Linked DNA regions of Homo sapiens: region 1 is linked to region 2. Evidence: chromatin loops called from intact Hi-C (ENCODE). Cell type or tissue: MCF 10A. All regions are shown on one strand. Each heading gives the region's core, and the rest is flanking DNA. Links, peaks and the distances in the headings are about the cores only. Region 1 has its middle 130 kb from the start of CYSLTR2. Region 2 overlaps LOC107984559 (a long non-coding RNA gene).

The links. Hi-C counts contacts between places; a loop is a spot of excess contacts. Peaks named below come from ENCODE experiments on the same cell type or tissue, not always from the same donor. Only the 100,000 strongest peaks of a DNase experiment are listed, where the experiment ranks them.
Region 1: a loop joins it to region 2, with 9 times the contacts of the local background. A loop is called at or near these places in 4 of 110 quality-filtered maps.

The regions. Positions count from the first base shown.
Region 1 is chr13:48,779,407-48,787,749 of GRCh38, forward strand. No RefSeq gene overlaps it. Among named protein-coding and RNA genes, the nearest start is that of CYSLTR2, 130 kb to the left of the region's middle. In MCF 10A, for the core only: no CTCF peak of the experiment used is centred there; DNase peaks (open chromatin) are centred at 3,235 and 4,045.
Region 2 is chr13:48,887,313-48,895,655 of GRCh38, forward strand. All of the region lies in intron 2 of LOC107984559 (a long non-coding RNA gene), which reads left to right. Among named protein-coding and RNA genes, the nearest start is that of FNDC3A, 84 kb to the right of the region's middle. In MCF 10A, for the core only: no CTCF peak of the experiment used is centred there; DNase peaks (open chromatin) are centred at 4,509 and 5,169.

The sequences.
Region 1 (8,343 bases), core at 183-8,182, 110 kb before region 2:
TTATAATAGCCATTCCAACAAATGTGAAATTATATCTCACTGTGCTTTTAATTTGCATTTTCCTAATGATTAGTGATGTTTAGCATTTTTTCCTATATTTATTATCCATTTGTATGTCTTCTTGTTTTCACGTTCTACAATTTCTATAACATTCTATGTTAAACTTGAAACTACCATTAACTCATTCTGTGTATGACAATGGGAGAAAAAGAAAAGAGGAAAAATTATTAAAATATAAACATGACACTATAAGAAAACATAATCAGAGGTTGTTGCCCTTTTTTTGTACAATTTGTCCCAAAGTATAATAGGTATTTATGGCTTTTCTCTACTATCCACTCCACCTTCTCTTTGCCATGGTGTTATGCAAACCTGCTTTCCTGAAAGATCTGATTCCTTGGTGGTCCTGTATATATGGCATTGATAAACTCTTTCTTTACCTTTTACCATTGAACTTGGCAGTTCTAAGAGACGTTCATTGGGTTGATGCATCCTAGTAATATTGATCCTTGCCCCATTGTGTAGTAGCAACCGATTTCCTCTTTATAGTCAGGATCAATCACCCCAGCTAACATATTAATCCTCCTTTTTTACTTACTCTTCCAGTGATATGAGACACCTGCAATGACCATGTGGCAATCTCAGTTTTCAGTTCAAAGGAGCTATTGTGTTATTCTGTGTAAGCATTCCTGCTTTGGAGGTCAATACTTCTAAACCAGAAAAGCCCAGACTTGTTGGGACAAGAAGCAAAAAATCTGTTAGTTGGTCAGCGGGCATAGTAGTGAGATTTATGAACACACATATTGTTCCATATTTATTTCTGCCTGGGATAAATGGCCAGAACATATATTGCATCCTGTAAGAAAGTACTACATCCTTGCAAAATGTTGCTTCCCTGCTGCCAAAATAACTGAGTCTTCAATAGATCTTTCTGCCTTTCTCTAAATCTGGCTACTTCTAAGCAATTAGATACATGGTAAAAATAAGTAAAACAAAACCACATGGAATTCAACCACTTAATCTTCTTTCTTTTGTGGTAAAATGAGTTCCTTGCTCCAAATCAAGGTTGTATGGGATATCATGATGGACAAAAAGACATTCAGTAAGACCATGGATGGGGTGACGGAGAAACAATGGCAGATATGGAAAAAAAAATCCAAATTTATTTAAACAGTAGCTATTTAGTTTGTGATTTTTTTTTATCCATTCTGCCAATCTGCACCTTTTAAGTGGAACATTTAAACCATTTACAGTCAACATTAGTATTGAGATGTGAGGTACTGTTCCAGTCATTATGTTGATTGTTACCTAGTGAATTTGTTATCTTCATTGTGTTATTTTTTATAATACATATGAATTTTATGCTTTCAGGAGTTTCTATTCTGGTTTGTATTAACTTTTTGTTTCAAGATTTAGAGGTCCTTTTAGCATTTCTTATAGGGCTGGTCCACTATTGATAAATTCCCTCAGCATTTGCTTGTCTGAGAAAGACTTTATTTCTCCTTCATTTCTGAAACTTAGTTTTGCTGGATACAAAATTCTTGGCTGAAAGTAATTCTGTTTAAGGAGACTAAAGATAGAACCCCAATCCCTTCGGGCTTATAAGATTTCTGCTGAGAAGCCTGCTGTTAGTCTGATAGGTTTTCCTTTACAGGTTACCTGATGTTTTTGTCTAACTCCTCTTAGAATTATTTCCTTTATGTTGACTTTAGGTAGCCTGATGACTATACGCCTTGATGATGTCCTTTTTGCAAGGAATCCCAGGAGTTCTTTGAGCTTCTTATATTTGAATGTCTAAATCTCTAGCAGGGCCAGGAAATTTTCCTCTGTTATTCCCTCAAATAGGTTTCCCAAACTGTTTGCTTTTCCAAACTGTTTAAATAAATCCAAATTTGTTTAAACAGTAGCTATTTACTTTGTACCAAAGAACAAAGAACACTTATAATTATTAGATTTGGCTGTTTTATATAATCCCATATTTCTTGGATTTTTTTTCATTCTTTTTCTTTATTTTTGTCTGATTGAGTTAAATCAAAAGCCTTGTCTTTAAGCTCTGAAATTCTTTCTTCTATTTGGTCTAGTCTATTGTTAAAAACTTTCCACTGCATTTTGTAGTTCCCTAAATGTATATTTCATTTCCAGATGTTCTGATTGGTTTTTCTTTAAAATATCTATCTTTTTAGAAAAATTTTCATTTATATCCTGAATCTTTTTTAAATTTCTTTATATTAGTTTTCACCTTTCTCTTGTATCTGCTTGAGTAACTTAATAATCTTTTGAATGTTTTATCTAGTATTTCAAGCATTTCATCTTGTTTTGGATCCACCGCTGGAGAGTTAGTGTGATCTTTTGGAGGTTTTATAGAATCTCATTTTTTCATAGTTCCAGAATTATTTTTCTGGCTCTTTCTCATTTGGTGGACTCTTTCTTCTAATTTTTTAAATTTTTTTATTAGACTTTAATTTCTTTTTTGCCCCCTTGAAGATGTGACTTTAATGTTTATAGTTTATTGTCACCTAGCTTCAGCTCTGAGTGCTTTCAGTGATGAAGACTCTGGATGAGTTCCTTGGTTATAAAGAATCTTGGCTCATACCTGTAATCCCAACACTTTGGGAGACCAAGGCAGGTGGGTCACCTGAGGTCAGAAGTTCAAGACGAGCCTGGCTAACATGGTGAAACACCATGTTAGCTGAGCATGGTAGCACATACCTGTAATCCCAGCTACTTGGAAGGCTGAGGCAGGAGAATCACTTGAATCCAGAAGGCAGAGGTTGCAGTGAGCTGAGATTATGCCACTGCACTCCAGCCTGGGTGACAGAGTGAGACTCTGTTTCCAAAAAAAAAAAAAAATCTTTATGTGACAGCTTTCTCACATGCTGGTCGCAGCAGTGATGTGCTGGGTGTGTGAGCAGTTTCACATCTCCTGTGAGGTTGGAAAGGCAGAAATCTCAAGAAGCTTATTTCATACCCCAGTGGTGTGCACTTAAAAAATTTTTTTCCCTCTGTCTTTTATTAACTGGGTTGAACAATTCAGGCTTCGGGACAGTAGAAAGTGCCCATGGGTAAAAACTAGCTGTGGCTAAAGTAAATAGGTAAATGCAATACTCCAGTGGTTGGCAGAGGTCCCAGCCTTGACAGAGGTGGTTGGGGGAGCTCTCAGTGAAATGCACTAAGGTCTTTTCTGAGGGAAGGGAGGAAGCTACCACAGTTCTCCCTCCAGGCTAGCAGGAAAACAATCTGCTTCCCAGTCACACTCCTGACACAGCGTCCTGGCTATTTTGATTGGACAGTCACCTCTTTTCCTCTCCAAGAATTCTGATGTTCTGCGTAGAGAGGGGTTGTGACTTTACCTCTTATGCAAGCCTGAACCTGGAGGGCACCCATCCTGTGGGGATGCAGTGTTCCAGAAAGGCTGTCTACAGATGCACCCAGGCAGAACTCCCATGGGAGAAGTCAGAGCTTTGTCTGCAGTGGTGGGTGAGAGGGAGAAGTCCTCTTCTCCAATACCCTTTACAAGCACCAGGGCTGCCTGACTGTTGGGTTAAAGCTACACACTTTCCTCACCGATCCCAACACTGTACCTGTGTCTCTGCTGAAAGAAACTTCCCATGAGTGGAAAGTTCAGGGACTCAAGGCCTGTACTTTGGTTTATTTTGTCCCACATGGTGCTCCCTTAATGTGGTACCCTCCCCCTTCCCCTAGGAATGGCAGTCCCTCAGGGCCAGACTACTGTGAATCCTGCTGCTTTTCTGGATCTAGTTACCCACTGGAGCTGCCAGACTCCATGCTGGTGCTGGAGAATGTTTGCAAGGGATCTAGTGATGTGACCTGTCCTCTAGTCTTCCAGCGGTGGGTACCAGCAGCAGCTGATGAGAGTGATAGGTGAGTGACGCAGACTCTGATATTTCCTTGGTTATAAATAGCTTTGGTGTGTTAGCTTTCTCAAATGCCAGCTGCAATAGTAATGTGCTGGACACGTGAACCAACTCAAGACCTCCTGGTTAGCCAGGGTGATGCAGGCAATGACGATAGCTGAATTTACGCAAAAGTTTTCTCCTTCCTGAGTGCTATGTTATTGTGCCTGCAGATGTTGTAATGGGCTGTACCCGTTGGCCTCCAGCCAGGAAGTAGTGTTTGCGAAAGAGCACCATCTGCAGTGGTAGTGGTGGAATTTGTGTTTGTTTTATGTTAGCCAGTGAAGGTACTCTGGTGTCTCAGGCAAGGGGTGGGGCCATGGAGCTCCCAAATGTGCCTGTCCATGGGGTTACATTATTGGGGGGCTGCGGGGAGGGGTGGAGGGGCAAAGATGGCTTGAGGCTGGGTTAGATAAGTCAACATTCTGGCTCTCCACGTACAGGCACAAGCTGCAGCCCCAAAGGGGGTCAGGTAGCAGTTCTCTAGCCGCTAGGGTAATGTTCCAGGGAGGAGCGCAGCTGCCTCTGTTCCACAAAAAATATCCACAAAAGGAGCAAGGGGTAGCAGGGTACAGTAAGCCCCACTCAGCTCCCATGCACTTGGCAAGGCAGGTTTCACACACAGTGTTCTGCTTACAGCAGCTAGCTGGGTTCCAGGCAGCCTGCACTCAGAACTCAAAATTGCCCCAGGCCATAAGCCTTCCCCATAAAGACAGAAACTGCAGCTGTCAGGCCATGCCCTCCTGGTCCACCCATGAAGTGGGGCATCCAGCTTTTACACCCATGATGATAGCACACTTCCCACTCGCCCCTTGGTTCTGGCCAACAGGGTTAGTACTCACCCAAGATTATTTCACAAATATTATTTGGGAGCATCTCTCAACCTGAGACTGCAGCTCAAGTTAGCTGGCAGACTTCCATGAGGTCACCTATGAGATAGGATGAGGAATGGCTTCCCTTTATCCTTACTGGAATATGGGAGTGCACCCCCACCCCCAACCACTATGTTTATGAGCCCACTGAACAAAATTTAGGATGGCTGAAAAAGGGGCTGATGACATGCACAAGTTAGGTCAGCTTCCTGTTCTTTGTTTCACAGCTAGAATGAGCAGATAATGCATAATTACCCCAAAAACTCAGTCCGGATGCTTACTTGGGGGTCCCACCGTCAGTCTCTAAGAGGGCCTACTAGCAAGCCAAGAGATATTTTTCAAAGGTGAATTGCTCCTTTACTTGCTTCAAAACCTTAGGGGAATCCCCTGTAAAAACACCACTGCAACTTTCTACAGGCCTCAATGGACATCATAATCTGTCACAAATACTTTGGGCACTGTTACTCTGCCATTACATCCTTGACCAGTGACAATTCTCTTGTTCCAGGTTCCACTCAAAGTGCTTATCTTTCAACTAGTAATAGGTAGAAGCAGAATACCCAAACATGGTATATGTTTACTATAAAATTCAAACATTTTCACCAAGTAGTTTCTTTTGTCCCATTGGTAGTAGTTACAAGATGTAGCAACTAGTCTTTGACTTTGAAGGTTATCCCAATGTGCCTCAGACTACTTAGCCTCAAAAAACTTCTCTGAGGTATCAAGCCTAATGTTTTATAGGTTTTATCTCCTAACAGCTGGCATCCTCCAACATAGCAACACATATTGGGTTACAGCAACTTTTTGCTCCCCCGACGTCTATCTCATCTATGTCATGGGACACCATGCTTTTCTATGAGATGATGAGATAATCAAGTTCCCTGCAAACTAACTTGTGGCACAAGGTCAGAAAATTGATGTAACCCAGAGGCAATACCGTGAAGGTATGCTGTCTTCCCACTAAGTAAAAGCAGATTACCTCTGGTGTTTTCTGCTTTTGGGGGTAGAGATCAATAGCTACATACCACCACATGCCATGAGATGTCTATACATGTCTCAGTAAAGAGACCATATCTACAAGAGTAATTGCAATTGGAATCACTCCCTGATTGAGGTTACAATAACTTTCTGTCATTATCCAAAGCCTGTTCATTTTTAATACTGGCCAAAATGTCAAAAAGGTATGTGAAAGTACAGTCATCCCTTGGTATCTGTGAGGGATTGGTTCCAGAACCTCCCACAGATACCAAAATCCATGAATGTTCAAGTCCCTGATATAGGCAAATGGCATAGTATTTGCATACAACATATACACATCCTCCCATATACTTTAAATCATCTCTAGATTACTTATGATACCTAATACAATATAAGTGCCATGTAAATAGTTGTCATACTGTATTGTTTAGAGAATAATGACAAGAAAAAACATCTGTACATGTTTGGTACAGATGCAATTTTTTCTCAAATATTTTTTATTTGTGGCCAGTTGAATCCATGGATACAGAATCCACAGATATAGAGGGCTGACTGTATATCTTTTCAGGTCCATAATGATGGAATTTATGTTGTTAATTTTACCAAATACTATGGATTGAATTGTGTTCCCCCAAAATTCATATGTTAAAGCCCTAACCCCCAGTGTGATTTTATTTGGAGATAGAGTCTTTAGCAGATTATTAAGGTTAAGTGAGGTCCTAAAAATAGAGTCCTAATGTTGCAGAACTGTGGCCTTATAAGAAAAGGAAGATTCTCTCTCTCTCTCTCTCTCTCTCTCTCTCTCTCTCTCTCTCTCTCTCTCCCCTTTCCTCTGTCTGGCTTTTTGTGGCTGTGTGTTTGTTGTTTAACCGGTAGATTGAACCCAGTGTTTCTGCCAAATGAAATGCATGGATCAATGCAGCTTGATCTAAAGTTATATTCTTTACTCTTTGGTTTAGTACCTCCACATCTATTTCCACAAGTATTCAAAATATTTGCTGATATAAACTGGTAACCTTTTGCAATTGTTTAGTTATGAAGTCTTTTCCTTCTGGGTTTGACTTTGTAATTGGATTCCCGGTCACGCTGGGTTCTGACCCTGGTTTGAAGTGTAAAAATAATGAGAAGGAGGGAAGATGGGGTTTGAGGAGAATTGGTCAACCCTTTCCAGGTAATTAGCTTAGATAAGGTCATTTTAAAGTTTCAAGCAAAATAACCATAGCCTCATAAGACTGTAAAGACAGCCTGCTTCCACTGACAAGAGAGTGCCAGTGGGGTTTTGCTGTGGAGTGTACTCTAAATATGGGGGAACATATTCACTTTTTTACAGTGTGCTCCAACATTCCTTCATTCCAGATTTCAGGGTTCCAGTCTTTCCCAAACAATGCCTGAATTCTCATACAAGAAACCTGGCAAAACTGTGACTTCAACTCATGTTATAATTCAAAAACCCTTTGGTGTCAAATTTTGAGGGCTTTTGTTTGTTCATTGATTTGGTTTGTTGGTTTATTCTTTTTGTTTTTATTTTTTTTATTTTTTTCGGTTCTAAATTACTGGCTTAAAGCATGGACTGAAGATCAGGAATTGGAACTTGTTAGTTTCTCTTTGTAAGTGTCCAGACCATGGGAAACAAGCCTCCCATTCCTAGCGCTGATTTTCATACCATTCAGAGTTCTTGATTGCAAGCAACATAATCCAACTCTAGCTAATTGGAGCAAAGAAATAGTTTATTAAAAAGTTATTTGGCGGCCGGGCATGGTGGCTCACGCCTGTAATCCCAACACTTTGGGAGGCCGAGGAGGGCGGATCACGAGGTCAGGAGATTGAGACCATCCTGACTAACACGGTGAAACCCCGCCTCTACTACTAAAAAAAAATGAAAAAAGAAAAAAAGTTATTTGGCAACTCTCCAACTTATCATGAGGGCTGGAAAACAACGTTCAGGACTACTCAGGCAAGAACAATACCCCAAATCACACTTCAGAGGGGGCCCTGTGAGTTCACATGGGCAACACTGCTGAGCACTAGATGCTGGCACTTGTACCCTCCACACTGCTGTCCCTCTCTATGACATGCTGTCACTCGTCATGCCACTGCTGCCTGAAAAACTTGATTTTTCTGAAAATACTACTGCTGCTCTGTCCCCAAAGAGAGTTCCCTGTGATGCTCATGAGTCATAGATGCATCTGGTCTGCTGAGCCTAGGTCATATACCTGGTCCCTAGCTGTAAGGGAGGCTGGAAAAGTGGGTGTCTGGTATTTTCAGCTCTTCAGGGAAAGATACCTTCATCAAATAGATGAATTTCTCCAACTCACCCCTAGAAAGGGGTTTCAGATCCTAGACAGCCAAAATAAATGTAAATGTCCACTACAGTAAGCAGCAAGGATAACAATAGCCAATAACAAAAGAGCAAGAGGAGGCCGGGCGCGGTGGCTCACGCCTGTAATCCCAGCACTTTGGAAGGCCGAGGCGGGCGGATCACGAGGTCAGGAGATGGAGACCATCTGGCTAACACGGTGAAACCCCGACTCTGCTAAAAAAAAAAAAAAATACAAAAAAATTAGCCGGGCGTGGTGGCG
Region 2 (8,343 bases), core at 334-8,333:
GGGGCCTCTAAAGCATGGATCCCAAGGCAGGTGCCTTTCTTGCCTTACCTAAGGGTAGTTCTGCGCCCACCCTCCCTCAGAATCACCGAGAAAAACAACTCCTATTCAAATAAGTTTGAGAAACACTGGATATTGCACAGCCTTCTTGGAAATTTATAGTTAAATTAGTATGATGTCTTAGCTTGGGCTGCCATAACAAAATATCATCAATTGGGTGGCTTAAAGAACAGACGTTTATTTCTCACCATTCTGGGGGCTAGGCAGGTGCTGGCTGATTTGGTTCCTGATGAGGGCTCTCCTCCTGGCTTGTAGATGGCCACCTTTTCACTATGTCTTCACATGGCAAAGAGAGAGCTCTGGTCTCTCTTTCTCTTCTTATAAGAACACTAAACTCATCATGGGGGCCCCACCCTCATGACTGCATCTAAACTGGATCACATTGCAAAGGCTCCACTTCCAAATACCATCATATAGGGAGTAAGAACTTCAACATATAAATTTTAGAAGGACACAAACATTTAGTCCACAACACAAAGGAAAGAGAGAGGACTGATGCAAAGAAATCAGTTTAACTTTAACTCAGTATCATCCACACATATTTCTTTATGAAATTTTTTTTGAAGTTTGGTGGATTTTCCATAAAAAACACTAGTATTCGTGCTAAACCACTAGAATCTTAAATCAGTCATCACCTTTGGCTCTATCCTCTCGGCCACTGGCTATTTCACCAATACGGTACCTCGCTTTAGTCTCTGCTGATGGTGATAAATACCATCAATAAACCTTGTTTCTAGATTTCCTTTTCTGTCATCCTCAGACCTGTCCTCCTATTAATAAAAGTCCTAACAATTTGCACAATTTCCAGAGTACCAGTCAAGGATGTTTTATTCACATTACCAGTCAAGCATGTTTTATTCACATTTACCAAAGTGATAACTGCAATATCGCCCCATCTTAACAACCAAGCAGGTGAAGCTGTGATTGACTTTTAAATGCAATCACTAAGCAAGTGGCCAAAACTCTGACTTCATAGAATAGACTCAAAACAACTCTCTGAGTTCACTTTTCTTCTCTCCTTATCATTTTACTTTGCTTTTCTTTTAATTTGGACATAAGTGCAGCCTGGTGAGTAAGATTATAAATGAAAAATTCAGGAATGCAAAATTGAAAATTAGATAAAAGCTATGGTTTTCTGTAGCCTAAAACGAATTCTCCAATTCCTTTTTTTTCCATTTCTCCCACCCTTTAAATTGCAGGCTGTTATGAAGATTTACTTAGCATTTATAAAATCTAGAAGAGCAATAAGAGTAGAAGTATTGCATAAAAGCCAAGAGAAGGGTTTCATGTTGAAGAACAATCACAGTGCGTACTTTTGTTTACTAGGAAAAATATAAAGGATTCCCAGAAGGCTAGTACTAAAAGTTAGTCGCTATTAATTCCAGTTGAAGCCATCCTCACAGCTGCCCTTATTACTCTGCTGAAAGCTCCCAAGTGTTCCAGCCACGCCGTTGCTGTGGTGACTGCTGCAACCACTTGCTCATTTCAGCTAAAAAACATATTCAGGTTGTCAGCCTGTGCCACTAGCTGATTTTGGCTCAGAACATTAAGGTCACTGACATTGCCTTCTCAACGCATGTTATCAATTGAACCTGCTGCAGTAAGAGAAAGTTGAGACAGAATTGTTGTCTAGGCCAGGAGCCAGTCAGGGTCTTAGGGGATGACAACGTCCTTGGTCATCTCATTTAGAGTCTAATCCTCAACTTCACAGCCAGAAGGTCAGTTCTGTGGGTATATGTAGGGAGAGCTGGGCTCTAGGGTGCTGATTAACATTAATCAAATTAATGCAAGAATAATACATAAACTAGAATGTTCATCATTTTCCGTTATAAAACATATTTATATATAAAATATAATCAAGAATCACAAAATATAATCAAGAGTACCAGAATTCCCATGCCCATGCATCAGTAAATTCTCTGCATGATACTTACAAAGCCAAATTTGAATGAGAAGGTTGCTTAGTTATCTGGAAACCAAAGCCAGGGTGAAAAACAAAACTATTTTGGTGGCTGTCATCATGAAACCCAACAACTCTGCCTCACCATTTTCCAAGTTCACTGTAGTTTATTTCCCTGTGTAATCCATCTTGCATTAGGACAAAAACCAACTAAGTCAGCTGTATCTTTAGACTAATATATAGCCATACTCCTCTGAGTTGATAGCTCGAATACTTTAATTTAGTTTTAGGTATTCCTCAAACTCTCCAGGCTCCCATTTATAAATCATTGCTTAAAATGCTTTGGTTCTGCAGATGGCTGGTGTCAGATTGACTTTTTCTAATACAGCCTTATGTTCAATTTTGGGGAAGCCTATATCATATACAGAAAACAGTTCAATGTTTCAAATTGTAGAAAGAAAATCAGGAAGACATTATAGAGAAAAGACTTAGTACCAGTTTGATATTGGATCTCTGGTGAGGCATTTGATTTTTAATATTTATTATCATATCCTAATATGTTCTGAAAGATGAAAGACAGTCATCATTTATGGTAGGCAGGATTCTAAGATGGCCTCCAAGATTCCCACCTCCTAATAAATAGGCCCTGCCATAGTTCCATCCTCTTGAATGTGGGCAGGACCAGTGACTATGATGAGATATCACTCCCATGATCAGGTTCCTATTCAGTTGACTTTGAGTTAATCAAAAGGGAAACTAACCTGGGTGGGCCTACCTAATCTGGTGAGCCCTTTAAAAGGTGAAGCAGCAGAAAGATGCTCTATTGCTGGCCCAGAAGGAAATAAACAGCCATGCTGTGAACTGAACTGCCTATGGAAAGGGCCATGAAACATACCATTACTCCAACATTTGTGCCTCCTCATATTTCATCTCTGTCCATTCTTCCAAAGAACTTAAACTCTATATGATAGCAGAAAAATAGTAAAATTTTTATACGTCATTGGAAAGAGAACGTTGAATATATGGTTGTCCTGAAAACATTTTTTAAAATGCTATACTTTGTCATATTTCCTTCCAAAAACCAGCTGTCTGGTATGAAGTCCAGAGCTGAGTTTTGAGACAGAGGCAAAAAAGAACCAAATTCCCTACAGTAATATAGTGAGAGAGAAGTTGAGCTTTAGGAATAAGAAGAGAGTTCAATAAGATAGTGAAAAAGAGGTCTGTGAAGGACAGAGCCAGTGAGAAATTTACTTGAGCAGGAATGGCCAAAGAACTTGTAAGATCAGGAGCGCTCAACATCTGTTTTAAGTTGTTTGCTGTGATGTAACCCCCCTCCACCGACTCAGATCAGTGGGGCTTCAGAGGATGAAGGAATCGGGCAGTTCCTAATAGGGTGTAATGCTAGGGGGAAGAGGTGGACAACATATGTAGGGGATAATAAGAAGAGAGGTGAAAAAGAATTCAGATGAAGCAGAAGTTTTGATTCAGAAATGACTTGAAATATAAACTCCCTAAACCATGAGAGATATTTCAAGGCTTCTGGGACACCCATCATAAGTAGAAGAGGATTTTGAACCATTTTAATTTGAAAATTATAATGAAACAGATGAGCCACTAATGCTGGAGGACTTAGGAACTCCCAGACAGTTGACATCAGCTGAAGCAGATGGACCCACTGTGTGATGGTGCAGCTCTCTTCCCACCTTCCTAATCTCGGCACCTGTGGCTGCATTCCTCAGTGGAAAGCAACACTCACAGTGGCAAGAGGAGGGGCATTTTAAACTTCCTTTTGTGGGAAGAACACTTCTGTGCTGAGACCAAAAACGTGGTGCAAGACGAAGGATGCCATGTCACCATCATTGGGTGCGCCCCTGACCACAGAAGATCAGGATCAGTTCTCCCGTTTAGAACCCATCATTCAACTGCTAAAGACCAATCACCCATCATCCAAGTTGGACTACATTAGATTGATAAGAAGAAGCTTCACTGCAGGCAGTGGAGATGAGGGGTATTAACTCTGATGTGAAAGTCCATGCAAGACATTTAAAAAGCTCTCTCCACATTCTCATCTCAGGTAATGGTGTCATTACCTGATGTCAAGATGAACCTATTGCTCCCATTAAGACTAGTGAGTCAAACTTTGGAATAACACCATCAGACATTGCACTTCTTTTCATGCCCATCTTATCAATACTTCATAAAATATCAAACTCCTCTCCCACAAGACTCCTAGGGTTGTATTTTTTGGGCAGTGATTCTGAATAATCTTGTGCTTAAAAAAAGACTCAGATCCAGATAATAAAATGATAGAAGCTCTTGCTGAATAACCTCAAACATGTAAAAAGCAAACTAGGCAGTAAACTTCATGAGGACAGAGACCCTGGTTGTGTCTGGTTGGCCATCATCTCTCAGGTCTTAGCACAGTGCCTGACAAATAGCAGGCCATGATGACTCGGCCTCTTTATGCTTCCTGAATGTCAGGATTCATTTGCGTGGTCTGGTCTCCAGTCTTCTGGCTGTCTCTGTCTCCCTGAAGATGCCCAGGACAAAAGGCTACACAGCTGCCCTGGGCCGCTGAGTCATCTCCCTATCAGGAAATTGTTTCTGCCTTAGCTAAATAGGTAGGCAATTTTCTGCCCATTTCAGACAGAAAACCTAAGTTTAAAAAAGATTAAGTGAATAGCTCAAGGTCATATGCAAACTCTGGCCCAGTTAGGAATAGAACCCAAGTGGTTCCTGACATTCAATCCTATGGTTACTTTTGCAGAGGTGCCTATCTTTGTAATTTACAGATATTGTTCCCAAATTGCTCACTGAAAATTCTGCCTAAATATTGAAGGTAAAACAGCTTTATGTGTCCAATAGAGAGAGAAAGAGTATATATAAAATGAAATTTTTCCCACATGAGGAATGAATCACTGTAAGGAACATTTGTTCAGTTGTTTCATTATAAAATAAGAGCATTCCTCCTGGCTGCCACAAAATCCAAATGCTCCATTTTGTTACTAAACACTCCTTCTAACACCAAGCCAAAAATAAGTCACAATGTTAATGCAAACATCTTGCAAGCAAATAAAAGGACTTGTGCCAAATTTATCAGAGTTAGAGGGAAATTGTGTCAGACCTGTCTATGAGAAACTTTCTATTAGATCACCAGTCAATAGGATACCAGCATCTGCTGATCCTGACTGAAAGACATGAGTAATAACAGACAACTTTAGAAAATACATTTTTCTTCCATAGTTAGCAATGCATGACTCACTAGAACTCTCCAGACACTATACTGCATGAATGACTCAAAATTCTACCAAGGACAGAGCACAATCAGTTCTCTCTTCCTGTGCCAGGATTTCTCGTTCCAATTATACTGATTCGTTAGCTTACTTCAAAGACAGAAAATCTTGGTCCATTATCTTTCCTCTTTCAAAAACAGTCATGTATATTTTAATATAAAGACAATTATTAGGGTGCTACAGGAAAACAGAGACTAAACATAATAGCGAATGCTGAAAGCAATCTTCAATTGGTTCAACTCTCATCATTTGGGAGAATGGGTTGGGCAATGACCATGGTTAAGTTTCTTCTGGAAGATTGACCAATGAGAAGAGGTTGTTGCAATACAAGAAATATCGTATTGTGTCACACCAAGAGCCTGCTCATCCAAATCTTCAGTAGCTGATAGTGGTATCAAGGATATTTTGAGAAATATTTCAGTAGTTACTCTCCACGACAGAGGCCTTGTTTCTTTCAAATAACTGTTTTCCTCAATAATTGCAAAAGCCTCCCAGTGAAAGTGCACACCTCTAGGCTCTTTCCTTTTCATTCTATTCTTGGCATTCCATCTCCAGTTTAATATTATTGAAGGATAATTCTGATAATGACATCAACGTAGCATAGTGACTAAGAGAATAGGTCTTGGAATTAGGCCACCCGGCCACCAATTAATTTTTTTTTCTTTCTTTCTTTTTTTTTTTTTTTTTTTTTTTGAGATGGAGTCTCTCTCTGTTGCCCAGGCTAGAGTGCAGTGGTGCAATCTTGGCTCACTGCAACCTCCGCCTCCCCAGGTTCAAGCGATTCTCCTGCCTCAGCTTCCCAAGTAGCTGGGACTACAGGCACCTGCCCCCACACCTGGCTGATTTTTGTAGTTTTAGTAGAGATGGAGTTTCACCATGTTGGCCAGGCTGGTCTCAAACTCCTGACCTCAGGTGATCCATCTGCCTCAGCCTCCCAAAATGCTGGGATTACAGGAGTGAGCCACCACACTTGGTCATCACCAATTATGTTTTTAACCTCTTCATGCCTCAGTTTTCTTATCTGTGACATGGAGTTTGTGAGATGCTTGAATAACTTTTAACTTTGTGTTAAAAATGAGTGTGTAAGCAAACAGAGCATTCATGGTTAAGAGAATAGGTTCTAGAATGACATTTGGGGTTAAATATGTTGGTTCTGCCATTTAACTGTCTGCAAGGCTGAACCAGTTACCTTATTCTGTATAGCAAATCACCCCCAAAACTTTCTGGCTTATGACAGCAATAATCATTTTTTTTGTCTTCCACAGTTTCTGTAGGTCAGATTTGGGGAGCAGCTTGGCTGGGTGGTCTTGGACACAAGGTTTCTCATGAGGTTGCAGTCAGATATTGGCTAGGGCTACAGTCATCTGAAAATTAGACTGGGGTTGGAAGATCTACATTTAAGGCAGCTTACTCACATGACAAGTTGGTGGAGGTTATGGGCAGGGAGATTAATTTCCTTTCACATGGACCTCTCCACTGGTTGCTTGAATGTTCTGATGACATGGCAACTGGCTTACCCCACAGTGACCCAGGAAAGCAAAGCAGCTCCAATGCCTTTATGGCTTCACCTTGCAATTTATATCCCATCAACTCTGCCATGTTCTACTGGTCACACTGTCCACCCCAGATTTAATGTGAAAGGGGACTACTCAAGGCACTGACACCAGAATGTGAAAATCACTGGCAGCTATCTTGGAAAATGACTACCACAAAGATATTGAGCGAGCTACTTTTAGCTCTTTAAACCTTAGTCTCCTTATTCGCGAAATACAGACAATAACAATATACTTATTTCATAGGGGTGTTATGAGAATTGACAAGATGATACATGTAAAGTACTTGGTACCTACTAATTACTCAAAAAAATTACTTATTATTATTATTATAATCCAGTAATAATCAAACTATTCCAGGGGCTGCAATGAGGAAAAGGGTTTTACTTCCGGGGAGTAGATAAAACTGTAAATCTTCCCCGTCTTCTGCCTCATTCTTATTTCTTTCAGTTGACTTCATTTTGTCTCATATGTATTAGGCTTCCTCATAAGCTTTTCATTTGAAGAAAGGATTATTCAGCTTTTTAAAAAAGAAAACTACATTTAAAAAATAAAAGTGTTATTGATCATTATTTATTTCAAGCAGTAAGAATTTTAGTAAAGATAAATGTGTGAATGTATCTTTATAATTTCCATATAGATAGCATTACCTAGCTAATTAGTGATATAGTATGGCTGGAAAGCAGAGAATATCAGATTGTATAAAAGACCACCTAGTCCAGTGTTAAAACCCTTAAGGCTATTAACCCATTTCCACAGCAGTCAGATGGAAGACCTGACATTTGAGGTTGTTGGGTGAATGTATTAGGTAAACTCTTGCACATTCCAAAAGTTGATTTATTCACCATGGTATGTACTCAAGCACTTACTTTCTATGTGCCCTTGTCTAACTGCTGGCTATATATTAGTGAACAAGGTGAATAAACTTCCAGTTTCCATTGAGCTCTCATTTTGTGAAGGAAAAGACAAGGAATAAACAAATAAATGAACACTGTAATTTCAGGCAGTGATAAATGCTATAATAATGAAAAGCAATGATGTGGTAAAGTGACCAAGCAGTTGGAAGACTGGTTTAGCTAGGATGGTCAAGGCAGTGTTCTACAAGAAGATGACATTTGAGCTGAATTTTGAACAATGACAAGGAATCAGCCATATCAGCAATTGACAGAGGAATTCCTAGATATGTACTAACATGGCACCTTGGGAAGCCTGAGCCATCAGGTGACCTCATTCCAATGGAAATCTTACTATTTACTAAAGTTACTGAAATTTGGTTTGAAAGATATTCTGAATAGACTTCTTTCCCTTTGATGATGCATCTTCATAGAGACATTTGGCTAAAGTTGCTGATTAGAGACAATATTTCTGACAAAAAACAATGGAATTGCTGATAGATGGTGTGACTGAGACCAATGCCTCCAAGTTAAAAACCAGTTCAATCTGGGCCACTTTGAAAATATCCTAGAATATCTGAAGGATCAACTTAAGCCTATTTTTCATGGGCTTAAGTTGAAAACAGAAGTCAATACATAGAGGACCC